3 separate regions of the Homo sapiens genome follow, and all the other regions are linked to region 3. A link is a loop called in an ENCODE intact Hi-C map of the cell type or tissue named here. Cell type or tissue: heart right ventricle. All regions are shown on one strand. Links, peaks and the distances in the headings refer to the core of each region. The heading gives the core; the rest is flanking DNA.

Region 1 (6,240 bases), core at 1,241-6,240, 53 kb before region 3:
GAGGGTGACATGAGGTGAGGAGACAGGAGAGGGCCTGGCAGGGTGGGACCTTCTGGTGAGAGCTGGCTGCTGTGTGAGGAGCTGAGGCCCTGGCTTGATTCTGGGGTTACTTCTTTGACCTTCAGCTTTTTGTCATGGGCAGACAGAATGGGGATGAAAAAAAGCTTAGGAAATGGAAACCTCCCTATGCATTATATAATAAAAATGGCCAACACATTTTCATAGCAAGATATCACAGCAGAAGCTTGTACTGGGCATCAGGACTGTAGGCATCCAATGCCCAGAAACTGGCATGTGCCCTGGGACATCCCCTGAGAAGGCATGCCACGAGCCCTCAGACTGACACAGCTCTTTACAAGTTGCTTACAGAGCACTCTTGGTTTATTAATTCATACAAGTCTCATGACAATGTCAGAAGCAGCTGTCTTACTAATCCCCTTTGACAGAAGAGGCCCAGAGAGGTCAAGGGACTTGCTCAAGGCCACACAGCTAGAAAGAGGCAGAGCCAGGCCTTTGGCCCTGGTGTTCTGACACCACCTGGGGCTCCTTCTGTTATTCCATGCTACCTCTTCTTTCTCTTCCGTATTCCCTTCTCGTTCCCTTCCTTCTTGTGTCTTGCTTCTTATCTGCCTGTACTTATTCCTGTTGGTGCCTCCCAGCTCAGCCAGCATAGCTCTGTCTTCAAATACCCCATGCTTCATTCTGGGGTCCCATACACAGTCTGACAATCATCTGAGGGGGCTGTGGGAGGACATAGAAAAAATACAGCTTTACATAGAAAAAAATGCAAATTGTAGCCAGGCGCAGTGGCTCATGCCTGTAACCCCAGCACTTTGGGAGGCCGAGGCAGGTGGATCACCTGAGGTCAGGAGTCTGAGACCAGCCTGGCCAATGTAGTAAAACTCCTTCTCTACTAAAAATATAAAAATTAGCCAGGCGTGATGTCATGTGCCTGTAGTCCCAGCTACTCGGGAGGCTGAGGCAGGAGAACCTCTTGAATCCAGGAGGCGCAGGTTGCAGTGAGCAGAGATAGTGCCACTGCACTCCAGCCTGGGTGACAGAGTGAGACTCTGTCTCAAAAAAATAAAATAAAATAAAAAATGCAGACTGTGATTCAGCAGGTCTGGGTTGAAGCCCAGAACTCTCTGATAAATTCAATGGCACTTAACTACTTGGAGGTCATGGATGCCTTTGCTAATCTAATAGAAGCTACTGACCCTCTCTCCAGAAAAATGCACAAAAACATAAATGTGGAAGACAACTCCTGATGGATCTGGGAGCCTATCCAAGGGCCACAGACAAGAGTCCTGGTCTGGACAAAATGAGCTGCTCAGTATTTTCCCACCTGGCCAGCATTTCCTATCCAAAGACAAATGTTAAAGTTGTTCTAGCAGAGCCATGCACCAGCAGCAGTATCATCACCTGGGAACCGGTTAGCAATGCAGAACCGCAGGCCCACCCCAAACCTACAGTCAGAATCTCTACTTTAGCAAGATCCTAAGGAGATGGGTAAGCACATTACAATTTGCAACCTTTGTAAGTTTGCCCAAAATGTGACCCCTCCTTCACCCACCGATCGCCAAGGTTCAAAAATCTGCCCAACCCTTGAGCCCATCTTAAATGTACCATCACGAGCCTTCCCTGGGCCCCTCAGCTGGGACTCTCACCGCTCTGTATCTTTCTGGTTAATGCAATTATTCTGTTCCCTTAGATGACCCCAGCACAGGTGCTAAAGGAGTCAACAAAAGGCTATTGTCAAAAAAGTGTTTCTGTCTCCACTCCATCTGATCTCTGTTTCCCTAAGACCTGCCCATCCCCCTCTCCCAGTTCGGCACCTTGACCCCCTCATCACACTGCTCAGGCCACCTTGTACAATGCAAGCCCCAAATGAGGAAAGCATTTTCTCCCCCAATGTGTAACACGAAAGTGCTGTAGAGTGGCTCACGCTGCCTTTAGCCTAAGAATTTATTTAACTCTTACCCCCAACCCACATCAGTCTCCTCCCTCTAGGGCTCAGGTGCTAATCTGTGAGGGCTGGCTCAGAAGACAATCTAAAGAACAAGCCTCTTGCTTCCTCAGGCATCACTACTCCTCACCACCATCACCCCCACCCACCAACTCAGGCCACTACTCTTTCTGTTCTCATATGCTATGCCCATCGCCACCCCTATTCCCATGCTCAGGAGTATTCTTGGCTACTGCATGCAATTAGACCTGGGGCAGATCCAATCCAGAAAGCAAGAAATCTTAGATGCTGGAAGCTTGGGGTAAGTACTGATCAGATTTATTCCTAAATTCAGTCCTACTTTCCATGGATTCTTACTTTAGCATCTCTTCTGAAAAGGAAGCATCATGTCTAATTCACTTCTCCCTCCCTGTGCAGTCCTCTACCTGGTGCTCTGCACAGGGTATGTGCTAATTGTATGAATGTTATAATAAAGAGATAGTGCAGTAGATGACAAAGGGCACTACATTGAGAGCCCAGAAATAAGCAAACCAGCACAAATGTAGCCATTCGTCTTCTATCTCACCTTGAGCCTGTCACTAACCTGTTCATGGCCTCAGTCTCCCCATCAGAGAAACAGGTAGATGGTCTCTAAGGTCTCGTTCATTTTCTGACATTCTGTGAAAAATTAAGGAAAGATTTTCATCCTTGACAGGAAAGGGATTGCAGAGTAGCGGCCCTGGGAAAATGGGCTCTATTCTACCTGGAGCTAGCCTGGAGGAGAGGCCTTGAGTGGGGGTTGTCTAGAAAGGACATGGTGAGTGCAGAGCTACGGTGCATCTCTCTTGAAGGCTGAGTGAAGGGAGCACCAGCAAGGGAGCCTGCACTAGGTGGGGAGGGACAAGTGAACCGCAGAAGTTGGTGGGAGCCCAGGCAGTGGCTTCAGATCTTTCCAGAGAGCTCACTTTTACTTCCTCTTTTTTTCACCCCTGACACTGAGTGGGAGTCTGCAGCGATGACCAAGGTTCATGCAGAGGATCTTAGTGGTGGGGTCAGACCCCGGGAGGAATGAAGAAAGCATTATTCACCAAGAGGAGCTTTTCCATTCTTTATCTATGAGTTGATAGAGAGGAGGCCCCGGGGTAACTGAGGATTCTGGACAGCATCAGAGCATTGACCCTCATTTTCCCCATAGCCCCTCTGGGGGCCTTTCCCTTGTGTGTCCCCAAGCGAGAGTCCAACCCAGGTTTGTGCCAGAGCCTAACCCAGGCTTGTGCCGAGATGTTCCCAGCACAGCCCCATGTGAGAGCTCCCTGGCTCCGGGCCCAGTATCTGGAATGCAGGCTCCAGCCAAATGCATTCTCTTCTACGGGATCTGGGAACTTCCAAAGCTGCCTCCTCAGAGTGGGAATTTCCACTCACTTCTCTCACGCCAGCACTGACCTCCCAGCGGGGGAGGGCATCTTTTCTTGACAGAGCAGAAGTGGGAGGCAGACAGCTATCACTTTCCAGAAGACTTTCTTTTCTGATTCATACCCTTCACCTTCCCTGTGTTTACTGTCTGATATATGCAAAGGCCAAGTCACTTTCCAGAGATGACAACTCCTTCCTGAAGTAGAGACATGCTTCCAACACTCAGAAGCCTATGTGAACACTCAGCCAGCAAAGCTGGGAAGTTTTTCTCTGTGACCATGGGCTAATTGGTCTCCTTCTCTGGATTGTGGCTTTATCAGATAAAAACAAGTGGTCATGCCACAGGATGTCTATAAGCCCATTGATTCTGGGATTCTATGAGTGATGCTGATATGACTAAGCCAGGAGAGACTTATTTAAAGATCTCAGCATCTTTCAGCTTGTTAACCTAGAGAAAACCCGAAGCATGACTGGATTATAAAGGGAAATTGAATGCGGTCCACCAAGTTCATGGTAAAGGATGCACTAACTGATTAGAGAGAGGTTTCCCCTGATATGAGGAAAACTTCTTGGAAGATGAGGTGAGATGGCCTAGGAAGAAATTCCTACACAAAGTTGCACAGTCTCTAGTCCTGGAAACATTTTATTCATTGGATAAGAATGGATTGAGGCATGAGCAGAGGACTGAGACAAACACAGAGAAGTTTCAACACTGGTTGGGGAGAAAAGGAGTAACTAGTGAGATTCAGGCAGAACAAGAATAAGGCTCCTCAAGAGGCACAAGCAAAGCAGGGCTCGAGTTGATTTGTTCTCTCTTCATCCTGCTTTTTGTAATTCCACCAGAGTCTGAAATGGCCACTCCATAGAGTCTCTGCTCTGGGATTCTCCAGGAAACCAATATCCATCATGAGACATCAAGTCTAGTCCCAGGAAGAAGAGATTCTGGAATGGAAACATCCTGGGTGGGAGTCTCAGCACATCTACTATTCTGTCTGAGTTACTGGACAAATAACTTCAGTTTTAACCTAACGAAAGCTGGGTTGGTTGGAGGACTGGGCAGGCAGCGCTGGAAAGTATGTCAGCACCATACCTGACTCCCTGAATGCACTCAACAATGCCATTACTGACCACTTACTAGAAATAAAACAGTCATTTGTTGAATACAACCCGTTTCTTTTTACAAGTGTAGTGAAAAGTGTTTTCTTTCAAGAAACCCCATGCATTTATAGACATTGCCTCAGTGACCCTTTATGAAAGAAGTCACTAGTCTTTGTATGCCCATTGGGCAAGGGCACCGCAAGGCTCAGAAGGAGGAGGCAGTGGGCTAGGAGAATCGAGAGATCAGAATTTTAAACTCAGCCCAGCCATTAACATGCCTCAAGTACTCCTATCATATTTGTAAGAGACAACAGTTCACTGAAATGAATTCTAAGGTCTTTGGGTTTTTATCAGTGTGCTTCTGTAGTTTCTGAGGAAATCTAAGGCACAACTGAGGAATGAAGTCAGGCTTTCCAATTCCCGAAATACTCCTCCACTGCTTACTCATGTCCCTTGGAAATTAAGAAGGAAGCCAGGAGAATAGCTGCCATAACCAGGGATGAACTTCTTGTCCACTGCTGCCTGCTATGCTAGCAACAGCCTCCTAACTCATAATGACTTAGCCATGAGGAATGTTTCTAGATTCTCCTTTAGCTGTCTGCCCATTTGGAAGATGCTGAGGACAGAGAGAGGACCCAAGCAGGCAACTAGTTGGAGGACTTGTACACGTTTCCTTCCAGCAGTATGTCAGAGAGGTGGCAGCCCACTGGGGACAGGGCTGCCTGGGTTCTGTGCTCGAGGGGACCTTGAGCAGGCTATTTAACCCTTCTGTGCCTCAGTTGCCTGATCTATAACATGAAAATTAGCAATCCCTACTAGATAAAGTTGGGGAATTTACAGAGTTAATATTTGTAAAGGTCTGAGAATATTCCTGGCAGAGTAAGCACTCTGTGAGTATGACACTGGCATTTCTTCTGCAGCACTACATGCTGTCTATGCCTTTGTCCAAGTCTGAAACCCTAGAACTCTTAGAATTCAGTTCAATGTTTACACAATCCTACAGTTCTGCTAGGCTTCTATGATGCTACTATTCTGCATTTGAATGAGCAAATGGATTTAATGCATTGTCAGGGAGCCGGCCAAAGCTTGAGAGCTCCTTCCTGGCTGGGAGGCCCCTTGGAATGTGGCCTGAAGGTAAGCTGGCAGCGAGCCTGACATGCTTTCATCTAGTTTCCTCGCTTCCTTCCTTTTCTGCAGTTTTCGCTTCAGAGAAAGCAGAATCCTTAAAAATAACCCTCTTAGTTCACATCTGTGGTCAGTCTGGGCTTAATGGCACCCCATCCTCCCCATTTGCTCATTTGGTCTCAGCAGTGAATGGAAAAAGTGTCTCGTCCTGACCCCCTGCTTCCCTTTCCTACTTCCTGGAAATCCACAGGATGCTGCATTTGCTCAGCAGATTTAACAGCCCACTTATCACTCATGGAAGATCCCTCCTCCTGCTTGACTCCGCCCTCTCTCCCTCTGCCCGCTTTCAATAAGAGGCAGAGACAGCAGCCAGAGGAACCGAGAGGCTGAGACTAACCCAGAAACATCCAATTCTCAAACTGAAGCTCGCACTCTCGCCTCCAGCATGAAAGTCTCTGCCGCCCTTCTGTGCCTGCTGCTCATAGCAGCCACCTTCATTCCCCAAGGGCTCGCTCAGCCAGGTAAGGCCCCCTCTTCTTCTCCTTGAACCACATTGTCTTCTCTCTGAGTTATCATGGACCATCCAAGCAGACGTGGTACCCACAGTCTTGCTTTAACGCTACTTTTCCAAGATAAGGTGACTCAGAAAAGGACAAGGG
Region 2 (6,240 bases), core at 1,241-6,240, 110 kb before region 3:
ATGTGTGTGACTCTTCAGTACAGCCCCTGCCATACAACAACCATCCAATAAGATAATGGCTGTTGTGGATCTCATCTGTTTCCAAACAGGGAACCTAAGATTCAATGAGGTTAGAAACTTGTTTACATTCCCACAGCTGGGCTGAGAAAGCAGCTGACTGCATGACCTGACTCTTCTTGCTGGAAACTCTTAAATGTGTCTTCTCCTGAGGGGCTCCCCCGAGCAGTGTAAGAATGGCCTTGTACTGGCCGTGAAACTGGGAGAACAGGTATCTCCTCAGCCCTGTTGCTCCCTTGCCTGTAACTCTGACTTCACAATGAGTGATAGCAACCAATCCGCCATGTTGCCCCTGGCAAATTGCCCAACTCACCAACCTCAGTTTCCTCATCTGTTAAAGGAAGAAATTACATCAATGGTGGCACCTTCTGGAGGCTACTGAGGGATCACATAAGATAACAGTTAAAATCAATTCTTAAAGCTCTGCAATTGTTCAATAGTTAGCTCTTTGAAAGAAAAGAATGTTGGAATTTTGTAGCAGAAAGGACCTTGAGAATCATCTCGTGCTAGATTTCTAGTCCCCGCTAGTGATGTACTAGTAATCATGTTAATTATCAAAACACCTCCCATATGTCAAGGGCCTACTAAGAGCACTGCTAGGCAGTTTTTCAGGCATCACTTCATCCATTCTTCACCACAACCAGGCTACGTAGACAATATCAACCACACTTTACAGATAAGAAACCAAAATCCTAGAGTTTAATTGTCCAAAGTTACAAGGTTAAGAATCTTCCTAGTCCACAGCTTGCCCTTCTATAACGGTATATCTCAAATTCTTTCAGGAAAGAAAGAACAAGGAAACACTTCTTAGCTCATCTCATAACTGCAGCAAGACCTTTATAACAAAGCCTGTCAAGAAGACTACAAGCAATGAGAATTATAGACCAATATTACTCATATAGACACAAAAATTCTTGAAAAATAAAAGCAAATTGAAACCAGCAATATATGAAAAACATATCACAACCAAGTAAGGTTTATCCTAGAAATGTAAGGATGTTTTGACACTTAAAAGTAAATTAATATAATTCTCCACATGAACCAAAAAAGGAGAAAAATCATGTAATGATTATCTCAAAATATGCAGAAAAGATTGTTTGATGAATTCAACATTAATCCATGATTGAAAACAAATGTACCAGTAAATGAAGAACAAAAAATAATGTTCTCAGTCTGATAAAAGTCAATAATTTTAAAATCTGCAGGTAACAAAATACATAATAGTAATACAGTAAATACTTTCTATCAAAGACTGGTACCAAAACAGGGTATCTGCTGTAACCACTTCCATAATGTAGTGCACTGGCTATCCTAGCCAGCATAATAACACAAGATAAAGAAATAAAAGGTATACAGATTGTACAGGAAGAAAAAAAGCTGTCCTTGCTCATAAATAGCATAATCTTTAACGTATAAAATCCTAAAGGAATCTAAAATATGAGAACTAATAGGGGAATTTAGCAAGGATTCAGCATACAAGATCAATATACAAAAATCTATTTTAATTATGTTTACTAGTGACAAAATAAAAAATGATAAGGAATATCATTTACAATAGCATCTAAGGGTATAAAATTCTTAAGGATGAATTTTACAAAATATGTACAAGATATCTACACTTAAAACTTTAGGAGAAATTAAAGAAAACATAAATAATTGGAAAGCTATACCATGTTCATGGAATAGAAGCTTAAATATCAATTCCGTCAATTTACCAGTTCAAAGCAATACAGTGAAAATCCCAGCTGATCTTTTTATAGAAACTGATAAGCTATATAATTCATTTGAAAATGCAAAGGACCTACAATAGTCAAAATAATTATGAAAGAAGAATAAAGTTAGATACTTTCAAACTGATTCAGGGGTTACTATAAAATTACAGAAATCAAGACACAAAGTGGCATGGACATAGTAAAATATATCAATGAAATAGAACAGAATTCAGAAATAGACCCATATATGTATGCTCAGTTGACTCTGTTGAAGGTAATTCAATGAAAAAAGATAGTCTTTTCAATAAATGGTGCTGGCTCAATGGATATATATTTGAAAACAAAACAAAACAAAAGCCTCACATCATACCTTACACTGTACATCATTAAGTAAAAATTTAAATCACAATTACAGTCATGCATTGAATATACCATAATGGTCCCATAAAATTATAATATTGTATTTTTACTGTACTTTTTTAATGTCTAGATACGTTTATATACATAAATACTTTCTGCTGTGTTATAACTGCCTACAGTATTCAGCACAGTAACACGCTGTATGGTTTGTAGCCTAGGAGCAAGAGGGTGTAGCAGTAGGCTATACCATCTAGGTTTGTGTAAATACACTCTATGACATTTGAACAATGATGAAATTGCCTAACAATCCATTTCTCAGAATGTATTCCTGTCATTAAGTGACACTTGACCATGTAAAGTTTTTAAAAGAAAACACAGGAGAGTATCTTTGCAACCTTAGTTAGACAAATATTTCCTGAAGAAGACATAAAAAACACTAATGAGAAGAGGAGAGGACAGGAGAGGAAAGGAGGAAAGAAGAAAAAAGAAAGAAAGAAACAGAGAGAGAGAGAAAAGAAAGAAAAGAAAGAAAGAGAAAAGAAAGAAAGAAAGAAAAAAGAAAAAGAAAGAAAAAGAGAAAGAAAGAAAGAAGAAAGAAGAAACAGAAAGGAAGGAAGGAAGGAAGGAAGGCAGGGAGGGAGGAAGGAGAAAAAAGAAAGAAAGAAAGAAAAGAGGAGGAGAAGGAAGGAAGGAGAAAGGGAAAGACAGAGAAAGGAAAGAAAGGGAGGGAGGGAAAAGAAAAGACAAGAAAAAGAAGTTGCTACATTGGACCTTAACAACACTGAAAACTTCCCTTTGAAGACACTAATGTGAAATTGAAAAGACATGCCACACGATGGAGAAAATACATACATCTGACAAATGACTTATATTCAAAATATAAAAGGAATTCTTACAAGTCAATACTAAAGAGGGCAAAATAACTCTAATAGCCACTTCCTAAAAAGACACACAGATGATCAATAAGCACCTGAAAAAATGATCAGCATTGCTAATCATCAACAAATTGCAAGTTCAAACCACGATGTGATGTAACTTCATACATTAAAATAGCTAAAAGTTAAACAAAGAAAACTAGCAAGCTCTGGTGAGCATGTGGACAATCGGAATTCTTGTAGTAGGTACGTAAATGGCATAATTACTTTGGAAAAATGTTTGTCAGTTTCTTACACAGTTAAACATGCATCTACCTGCGACCCATCAATTTTACTTCTGGAAATTCGCCCAAGATAAATAAAAACCACACAAAGGACTCACAAAGTTCACCCAAAGACTTATACACAAACGTGCCTGCAGTTTTTTGCACCACAGCATAAATCTGGAAACAGTCAAAAAATCTATCAAGAGGATGGATAAATGAATTATGTATTTATTCACTGAAATACCACTTAACAATAGAAGAAAACAAACTGCGGATACCTACAAAAGCATGGATAAATTTCAAAAACAATTTGTTGTGCTAGAGAAGCTAGACACAAAAGAGTGTATACTGTACACTTCCGTTTATATAAAGTCCTTGAAAGGGCAAAACAAACTATAGCAAGAGAAGTCAGATCAAGGATTGCCTGGGGTAGGTAGGAAGTGGTGAAGATTGACTACCAAGCGCCATGAGAAAACTTTGTGGGATAACAGAAACGTTCAATATTTTGACTGGGGCGGTGGTTCCACGTGCATATACAGTTGTCAAAACTTATCAATGTGTACATTTAAAGAGCATGCGTTTTGTTGTGTGAAAATAAATTGTATGTGAATAAATGTGATTTTAAAAAATAATAAAGTTCTCCACATATTTCTTAGGTCCCTTAAAGAGTGAGCACTGCTTGTCAGTGCCAGAGCCTCTGTCTCATTAATCTTTTAATCGCAGTCTATACAATATCTGGCACTTGGTAAGTGCTCCCCAGGTAGAGTTTGAGAGAAGGTAGGTCGGGAGAGCACGCATTGTTGGAGGGGTGTGAGGAGGAACAGAACACAAGCAGGACTAGACAAATATGCTCTTCTGCTAGAAACCTCTTTCACCATAAGGTGGCAGCAGAGAGCACCTGGCAATGTCTTTACCTACTTAATCCAGCAGGTGACAGCAGACCCACACTAACCTCTACACGAAGTTGCATTTTCCCCTCTCTTTCCTACGGTTACCACAATCTCAGCCCAGCCACTCCGCCAGGCAGAAAAGGGAGACTTAAATGGAAAAGAATAAGAACATACCCATGATCCCCATATATGACGGGCACTGTTCTCCATGCTTAATAGGCAACATGTAATTATACTTAATGTAATATCCATGCTTAATAAACAGTATTTCATTTCCATGCCCATCCTTTATCATGGGTATGATTTTCTTTGTTGTAAAGACAAGTAAACAAAGCTTCAGAGAAGGAGAACATGTTCCTAATCACGGATCTAGAAGTGATAGCGATGGAGTTTGAGTCTGCTTTTTCTTTCCATGTCATCCTGTCCAAACCTATAGACCAAAATGATCCATACAGAGGTTATGTATTGGTGTTCACTGCAGCAGTGTTCTAACTGCTCATGTGCATTAGCTCATGTAATCTTCACAACGAGTTGAGGTAGGAACAGTTGTTATCCCTATTTATTTTATTTATTTATTTATTTATTTATTTATTGTGTTTTTGAAACAGTGTTACTCTGTCACCCACTCTGGAGTGCAGTGGTGCGACCATAGGTCACTGCATCCTCAAACTTCCAGGCTCAAGCAATCCTCCCACCTCAGCCTCCAGAGTAGCTAGGGCTACAGGTGTCAGCCATTGTGCCTAGCCTGGTTATCGCCATTTTAAAGGTAGGCAGTGACACTGAGACACTGATAGGTTAATGAACTTGTAAAGTTCACATCATTAGTAAAAGCTGCAGCTGCCACTGGAGTTCAGGGTCTGACCCTGAACCTTAATCCTTCACTGCAGAACTAGCTACCAAGTGACCACTTTGACGAGCCTTGAGGAAAAGGCGGAGGGGGCTTTAGCACACACTCAGCTAACGAAAGTGTGCCGGTTCATTTCCCACAGCTCCACACAAACTCCCAGGGGTAGTAAAGAATAGCTTCTCCCTCCTCTGTGTCCCTGAGAAGTCCCAGGGGCATTCAGAGATTTACTGTCATCCCTGTCCAACCCATAGGAGTCTTCTAAGACCCATGCTTCTTCACCCATCTAGCCAGCCAGCCTTTATTGAGTACCTACTGAATGCCAAGCCTTAATTATGAAAACACAGAGCCTTTCTTCAAAGAGCTTTCATACTGAGGGGAAGATCACATGCAAAAGCAAGCAAAAGCAAAACTGCAGAGAGATACTTCTGCTGGTGACTAATTACCATGTGGATGGCGCAGAATTTCTGTCTAGTCAGGGAGGACTTCCTGTAGGAGGGGAGGTCTTCCACTGAGACTTAGAGGGTGAGTAAGGCTTGAAGAGATGGAGAAAGAAGTCAGGATACAGTCTTGGCCTGAGTGAAGAGGTTTAGTGAGAATAGAGAGGTCAGCTAGGCCAGAGGGAGGGTCTTGGGAGGAATAGCTGAAAATACAACTGGAGGGGTTGGTTGGGGGCATATTGTGGAAGGTCTTGAGGGCTCAGATGAGAGCCTTTTTGTATCTCTTAAACTGATGGCTTATGAATGGCTGGAAGCCATTCAAAGTGCATAGAAAGAGAGTGGCAAGAGGAAGCCAGTTCCTAGGAAATTAACATAGGCAAGCCTGTGCAAAAAGGAATGGAACTGGGGAGCCTGCAGGGGCAAGAAGAAGGGACCTAGTCCATGTGGAATGTTTCCTATGTGTCAAGTACTTAGTATTTAGCCTACGTTATGACAGCTAATTCTCCGTAGAGCCCTGAAAGATCTGTGCAGTTATCATCTCTGGTTTATAAATGACTAAAATGAGACACAGTGAGGTTAAACATGTTTCTCAAGGTTACCTGACTAAAACCAAAAAAGCTGAGTTTCAAACTCCCACAACCTAACACCAAAGCTCGCTTTCTTAACCACTATGCTCGACTGCCTTTATATCATGGGTCATGCAAAATCCAACCTAAGTCTAAGAGATATTTAACCTCATCTGAGACATCTATCAGGTTGGAAAACATTTAGGGCTCTTCCCTGAAAGATGCCACTG
Region 3 (7,808 bases), core at 1,369-6,368:
CTTTATATCTGTAGGATTCCTGGAGTCCCTCATTCAGCCAAAGTTCTAATTAATACCACCCTGGGTTGTGAAGAGTGGTATTACTTAGAACCCTGCTAGCAAGGTTTAAAAATATACAGGTTTTCCTAATCTCTGGTTGGAATCCCAGCCACGGTTTAAGTCCATGATGAGGATGCTGACAGAGTTGAGGATAGTGCAAATTTTGTATCTACTCACCTCTCTGATGACCACAATTTACTTTCTTCCTCTCTTTTCTACAGAAAACATTTAAGTGCAAAGGAAGTGCAGCCCATGAGATGATCCAACTTGGAGCATTTCCTCTTTTTAGGCTGGGCATAACTGCACCTCCCTTTCCTATCCCATCCCCATTAGTCTCAGCAATGGATGGAAAATGTGCCCAGTCCCAGCCCACTGCTTCCCTTTTCCACTTCTTGGAAACCTCCCCAGGACCCAATGCCCACTCTGCAGATTTTGGATCTCATCTCATAATTCTTTGACAATAATTCTGCCAAGGAATTCTCTCTCTTCTCCCTAATTCTTTACATCCTATAAAATAACATCATGATTTAGTTTAAAAAATTAAGTAAAGCAGCCAAAGGAGCAGAGAGGCCTAGAAAATCCCAGAAACCTCCAACTCTTGCCCTCTAACATGAAGGTCTCCCCAGCTCTTCTGTGCTGACTGCCACCATGAGTTCCCAGGTGTTTGCTGAACCAGGTAAGGCCTCTCTCTCCTTTCAGGAAAGTTAACCTTCAGGACAATCTGATCAATAAGGGCCCTCAGAATGTCACTGCAATAAGGGTCTTCAGAATTTAGGGGAAATTTTTTTTCCCTAAAAAATGGGAATATGTTTCAAGAGAAACCAGATTGGTACAAGCTGGAACTGGAATTCTAGGCCACCGAAGCCAGTCTCTGGGCTCTTCCCAGGACACCAGTTTGGGGAACAGGTCTACTCTATTGTATAGCTCTGAGATTTTCAAGAGAACATTTTGTTTATAAAATTAGGCAGTTGGTCCGGCATAGTGGCTCACACCTGTAATCCACCATTTTAGGAGCCCAAGGCGGGTGGATTACTTGAGCCCAGGAGTTTGAGACCAGCCTGGGCAACATGGCACAGCCCTCTCTCTATAAAAAACACAAAAAGTAGCCAGGTATGGTGACACACACCTGTATTCCCAGCTACTCAGGAAGCTGAGGTGGGAGGATTGCTTGAGCCAGGAGATTGAGGCTGCAGTGTGCTGTGAACATGCCACTGCATTCCAGCCTGGGGAAAAAAGTGAGACCTTCTACCAAGACCAGTTCAGTCATGGAGGCCCCAACCCAGCGGTGCTAGAGGAATTGAAGATAAAGACACAGAAATAGAGTGCAAAGTGGGATCAGGGGGCTAACAGTCTTCAGAGCTGAGAGCCACGAACAGAGTTTGATCTACATATTTATTGACAGTAAGCCAGTGATACACATTGTTTGTATAGGTTATAGATTAGCTAAAAGCATTCCTTAGGGGAAACAAAGAATTCTTAGCAAGGAGTAGAGAAATAGGCTCTGGCTGATTATCCGCAGCAAAAACATGTTAAGGCGCAGGCCGCTCATGCTATTGCTTGTGGTTTGAGCAGTTTCCCGCTCCAGATGGGCCAGGCATTCCTTGCCCTGCTCCAGTAAACCAACAACTTCTAGCAGTGTGCATCATAGCCATCATGAGCATGTCACATTTTTGCAGAAATCCTGTTTATGGCCAGTTTCTTTAAGGCCTGTTTATGACAGGCTTAGGTCTGGTTGCCAGCAACCTTCTCTAATAAAGTATAAATAACAAAATAAAATTGGGTAGTTATATTTTCTTTCTGAAAAAGATGAAGCTGGAAGAATGAAGCTGGGGGTGAGGGCATGGCTTTAGGAAGTGGAGGTCATGATCCCATCGAATGGCTTTTGACTTGGCTGGTCTCCATGCAGGTTGAAGACAGACAAGACTGCCCTGGCACTGTGATTCTAGTCCCTAATTCCAACCTCCTGGGACCAAGGACTGTGGTCACTTGTTCAGCGTCAGCCCACAGCCATTTCCTTCCTCTCCTGCCCACCACACCTTCTTTCCTACCAGGGGAGCTTTCCCACCCAATCTATAGCAATAGCCTCTGAAATGTTCTCCCTGGCTGCAGTCAGTCCCATTCAACCTATCATGAACTCCAGAGGAACACCAATGGTGAATTGAAACATCAGAGGAAGAGCAGGTGGCAATAGATTCAGTGGTCAGGTTACACTTCTCAGTGAAGAAGAGGCATAAGCAGGACCTCTCTTAAATGATGGGGTGAGATCAAAGGAGAGGTTCGACTGAACTAATTTAGGGTGGACAGAAGAGTAGGCAAGAAGCAGAACTCTTGTCTGGCTGGAATTTGGTCCAGAAATAGGAAAAACATTTTAAAAACTTAGAATGCAAGCTTGGAGCTACATTTTGGAGGGTCTTGAATGTCAACATGGACAGTCGGGTTCAGTTCTGAATGTCATAGGAAGACAATGAAGGTGTGTGAATTAGTGGGGAAGAGACGCAAACTAATCAGAAGTATGCATGATGAAGACAGAGCTTCTGGCTGCCTGAGGATGGAATGTGGAAAGGAGGACCTGAGAGCAGGTATCCGCAATAATCCAGGCAAGAAGGGATGGTAGAGGTGGAGGAGAGGCAGCAGCTCATAGGAAGAATGGGGTCAGCTGGAGCTTACTGAAGATATTTCGTCAAGAGGACACAGTGGGAGGCCTAGGGACCCAGCTCCTAGAACTCACTACCAAAATATCACAAGGCAGTATTGAGAGACATGCCTACCCTGAGCCCCAAGTTCACGTCCCTCTCTCACTAGCCCTGTAAGCCCCAACCGCAGAGCTTTTAAAACATGGATTCAAAAAGACAGGGCCTCCTCTTCCTGGATGACCCCTAAGATTCAACTGCAGTCTATGAGTTTGGCCAGCTCCTTTTTCCAAACGGGGATCCATTTGTATGAAAATTAGCTATAATTTTACCTCCTCACCAACAGTAAAGACCAATAGCAGGGCCAATACCTGCCAGTCTTGGGGAGAGAATGATAGATTCTGTAGAAAGCAGAGCACTCAGAAGCATGGAGCACTAGAAAATCTCACCCTGTGAAGCAGGAGACATTGATGCTGATTGCAGGAGTGGCACTGACTCCCTGAGCATTGTGGAATATCAAATTCTCCTTCTGGGCCTCAGTTTTCCTCTCCATTAAATGGGGATAATGCTGTGTTACAGGCAGCAAGTGAAGGAATCTGGCAGATGATCTCACATGTTTTCCTAGCCCCAGGAACTATGTCTTGGCAAACATCACCACATGCACTGGCTAGAGAAGAGTTGGAAAGGAAAGTATTTCAAATCTGTCTTCATGTACCAGCCAGGACCTGGATTACTGTGAACCCACTCCTTTCTCAGGCATTGCCTGCTTAGACACAGATTTTTCATTAAGGCCCCCCATCCCCACCCCCAAATTCAACAAAAGTCCTGGGAGCAATTAGCAACCAGACAACTTCATTCGTCCTCATGCCAGATCAAGTAGTTCTGTATACTTCCCCTGCCACCAAGATCTCATCTCCAAATACCAATCAGGAGTGAACTCTAAAACTCTAACCAAGTGTAGAAGCACACAGTGAGTTGGAATAAAAAAAAAAACTAAAATATCACCATATGCATTGATACTCAGAAGACCCTCTGGCACTCAGCAAGGCTTGGGCAGGAGGCGGTGGAAAATGGTAAATGCTGTATGTCTCTATGTTGAAGAAGTTCTCAGGCTGTTTTTCCTCCAATTCCCATAGCATGAACCTGTAAACTCAAAGAATTGGAGATGTTGGGGCCTCTAATAGAGCAGTTTCCAGTAGGGACCAGCAACCAGACAGGAATGCATTGCACATCTTTGAGCATTGCATCCTCAGCTCTTTCTTTAGGCTGTGTGTCAGGTAAATCTGTGCAAATCATTTTTTCTTCCATGAAACCCAGCTTACCTTTTGCACTAGACTGATGGTTTCCAAACTGAGTATGAATCAGAATCACCAGGACTACCCCTGAAAATGCAGATTTCCTGGCCTTATCCCAAGATTCTGAGTCAGGACATTGGGTTGTGGAACAGTGCCCCCATCAGGATTTCAACCAGTTTTCCTGGGGATACAGAGGTATAGCTCAGTATAGCACTGGAACACCAATGCTCTCTGAGGTTCCTTTGTTCTCTCACATTTGAGTTCGGACCCCACGGCTTTGAACTTGCATGGCAGTCTTTGGAATGACCTGCCCAAGTCCTGTGTGGCCTCTCACTTCTTCTCCAGTCCTGGATTGCCATAAACCAGCTGTGCGACCTGCTGTGACTTCATCTCTCCCTCTTAGTGTCTCTTTCCATTACTTCTATGACTTTTGTGATCTCTGAATAAATCTGAGATGAAGATGAAGAATGTAGCCATTCTCCAGAACTTGCGATTTGCAGAACATTCTTCTACCTGACCCTGCTATGTTCCTTGGGAATCACTTAAGACAGAGAACAGCTTCCATTGCAGGAGATTTGTTTCTTTTCCAATGCTAATTGATCCCTGTCTTCTACTAGCTTATGGTCTAGACCATGGTCTCACCATTCACCACCTCCTAAATTATGAGCACGTTTTTGCATCCGCTTTAGATAATGGCTAACTAGGAAGGAGTTAGAGAAAAGGAGGAGAGAGAGAAAGGGCAGAATGGCCACCTCCCCAGGGAATGCATTCTGGCTGCTGGAACAAACAACTGCAGGAATTGGGCAGTCTTAAGTTTCATTTTAGTTTTTCACGCTAAGGTTTTTGAAATCCACATTAAAACCAAAACCAAAGGAAGGGAAATTGCAAAACACAGGGACTTTCCAACTGCAGGCTCTGAACCATCTGCAGAACATGAGCATGGTGTCTCTGGGTATGTGTCATACCTGGGATCTTTCTCCTATTCTTTCTGGGGTCCAGAGCATCCTGCACCTCTGGCTGATGTGAAGATCCTGGGGTCTCTTGCTTCCCTGTTTCCGGGAGACTCTTTTTATTTCCTTATTTACAGCACAGGCATTCCTGAAGGTCCATCTCTATCACATGTCTTCATCTGAATGCATGAAGACAATTAAGGGAGTCCTTCTTCAATAGTCCACATCCTGGGTCTCTGTTTAGCATCCTCTGATCACTATATTCTCACTATCAATATCTATAACAATGAGTTTATTAAATACTTACCATATGCTAACACCTCACTTTTCAATGCCCTTTTCCTGTGTCAACTAGTTTAATTCACACCTATTTTGCTGATAGGAAAACAGTGGCACAGAGACCTGAAATAAGCTTTCAAAACATCTAAGCATCCAAATCCTGGCAATCTGGCTACAGAGTCCATTGTTTTAACCACTATCCTGCCTGTCCTACAGCTAAACAGCAAAGAACACTTCTCTGCTGATTCCTAATGCCCTAAGTGTCCAAGTCTCAGATTGGACTCATTTCAAGATGATAATCAATCATAGGAAAATAAAATTGAGAGGAACACAGATAATCTCCTAGCCCACGAATGGCCAACATGTCCCAGAGCTGGGCTCCTCCCTGATCCTGTACTGATGGAGAATATCAGTAAAGAATCACATCACTATTTCTCATGGCCGACATAAGGCCTCATTATCTTTTCCAATAAACCTCTCGAGTTGACACTTGCATTGAAAACCTATTTGACATCCTTGATCTTGTATATCCCCACATTTGATACACGAAGCAGGTGGACCTAAAAATATCTAAATAGGTTCCATGGCTACTAAGCAGGCAAGCTGGGATTAGGCACTTGGCGTACACGCCCTGCATTCTACTAACCCACTTTGCTTTCTCATAATTGACTTTTACCACTATTTTCATTTCTTAGCTCTGAATGCACCTTTGTGTCAAGCCACATCACTGGAGAATGAAAATTTTCTGAGTTTATTTTTGTGTGACACTTGCCATGCATGTGGACTGGGGATTTATATAAACTCAATTTATAAAGAAAACTTGACTCTGTATCAGTGTTATATGAGGCAATTGGCAGGGACAGTCCCAGATGCTTTTGTGTAAGAGTGTAAGTTCCCTCTTGTGAGAGGAAATCCTGAGGTTAGGGATATGTTTCAAGTTCTGGAACTTCAGTATTGTTAAAAGATGATCCAGAGTTTTTTAAAAAAGAAATTAGATAAACAAGAGGTAGAAGATTTAAGGTCTCTTATAAATAAATTTAAAAAAATAATTGAACTCCTGAGCTAAGAAGACTACCAGATAATTCACCAGATAAAAACATAAACCATTGAACATGTACACAAAAATACCAACCAGTAGACACAAATTTAAACAAGCTCATACTGGAATAGTTTCTTTCTGCTAACTTTTAAATTGAGGCATTGGTTTCCTACAATAAAGTTCAAAGAAGTTAAATCACTTTTACATACATATGCCCCAGGAATCACCATCCAAATCAATATTTGCAGAACATTTCTAAACCCCAAAGTCTCCCTCACATTCCCTGCCAGTCAATACCCCACAACATCTAGTCTCAATGCTACCACTATAGGTTAGTTTTGCCTATATACAAAATAATACTTTTTATTAACAAAGTAGCATATACTTTCAGTTAATAATGTATTACTTTTCTATTTCTGCATTAATAAATTACCACAAAATTAGTGGTTTAAACAATATAAATGTATTATGTTATAATTCTGGAGTTCAGAAGCTGAACATAGGCCTCAGCAGGCTAAAACCAAGGTATTATCAGGAATGTGTTTCTGTCTAGAAGTTCTAGGGAAGGATCCATTTTTTCGATTGCTCTGGGCATTGGCAGAATTCAGTTCCTTTGGGTTATTGGTTTATTGAGCCTAAATGTTCATTTTCCTGATGGCTGTCAGACAAGAGATTTTCCCAGCTTCTAGACGCCTCTGTATTCTGTGGCCCAGAGCCCCCTTCTCCATTTTCAAAGTCAGCAACAGTGGGTCAAGTCCCTTTCATACTATGCATTTCTTCTTCTTCCATCTCCTCTCTCTGTTGAGACTCAGAAAAGAGTCTCCACTTTCAAGGACTCAAGGTATTAGATTGAGCATACCTGGATAATCTCTCCATCTCAAGGTCTGTACCCTGGATCCCATCCACAAAGATCCTTAGTGTGAAAAGTGAAAATGAAACTTAGGACTGCCCAAATCCTGTAGCTGTTTGGTCCAGCAACCTGAACTCATTCCCCAGAGAGATGGCCATTCTGCCTTTTCGCTCACTCCTTTTCTCTAACTCCTTCCCAGTTAGCCATTATCTAAAGGAGATATGATAAAAAACTCACCCCCTCATCCCTGGTAACAGAGTCACAGGTTCCAGGGATCAGGGAGTGAACTTTTAGGGGTTACTTATTTATTGAGACAGAGTCTCACTCTGTCGTCCAGGCAGGAGTGCAGTGGTGCGCCCTCAGCAACCTCCATCTCCTGGGTTCAAGCAATTCCCCTGCCTCAGCCTCCCAAGTAGCTGGGATTATAGGCATGTGCCACCATGGCCGGCTAGTTTTTGTATTTTTAGTAGAGGCAGGGTTTCACCATGTTGCCAGGCTGGTCTCGAACTCCTGACCTCAAGTGATCCACCCGCCTCGACCTCCCAAAGTGCTGGGATTACAGATGTGAGCCACCGTGCCTAGCCAAAGGGGTCCTTTATTCGCCTACTACAACTAATAAATGTTGTCCTGAGTAAAAACTTTATGGAAAGCGATATGGCAATATCTACTAAAGCTTCACATTTCAACAGCAGTAAAGACATGGGGGAGAATTTTTAAACTTGGGTT

What was found. Peaks named below come from ENCODE experiments on the same cell type or tissue, not always from the same donor. Only the 100,000 strongest peaks of a DNase experiment are listed, where the experiment ranks them.
Region 1: it touches region 3 in a loop (2.7-fold over the local background); 30 of 110 quality-filtered maps call a loop at or near these places.
Region 2: it touches region 3 in a loop (12-fold over the local background); 68 of 110 quality-filtered maps call a loop at or near these places.

Annotation. Positions count from the first base shown.
Region 1 is chr17:34,249,324-34,255,563 of GRCh38, forward strand. CCL2 (C-C motif chemokine ligand 2) reads left to right here and starts at 5,962. Exons shown (of 3, transcript NM_002982.4): 1 at 5,962-6,102. The coding sequence starts at 6,027. RefSeq lists enhancers at 2,541-3,740, 4,684-5,658, 5,659-6,240. In heart right ventricle, for the core only: no CTCF peak of the experiment used is centred there; DNase peaks (open chromatin) are centred at 3,258, 4,994, 5,628 and 5,908; H3K4me3 peaks cover 1,255 bases; H3K27ac peaks cover 5,000 bases.
Region 2 is chr17:34,195,942-34,202,181 of GRCh38, forward strand. No RefSeq gene overlaps it. Among named protein-coding and RNA genes, the nearest start is that of LINC01989, 15 kb to the left of the region's middle. In heart right ventricle, for the core only: CTCF peaks have their summits at 4,174 (motif pointing right) and 4,387; a DNase peak (open chromatin) is centred at 4,170.
Region 3 is chr17:34,302,501-34,310,308 of GRCh38, forward strand. No RefSeq gene overlaps it. Among named protein-coding and RNA genes, the nearest start is that of CCL8, 13 kb to the right of the region's middle. In heart right ventricle, for the core only: a CTCF peak has its summit at 4,124; a DNase peak (open chromatin) is centred at 4,116; H3K27ac peaks cover 1,381 bases.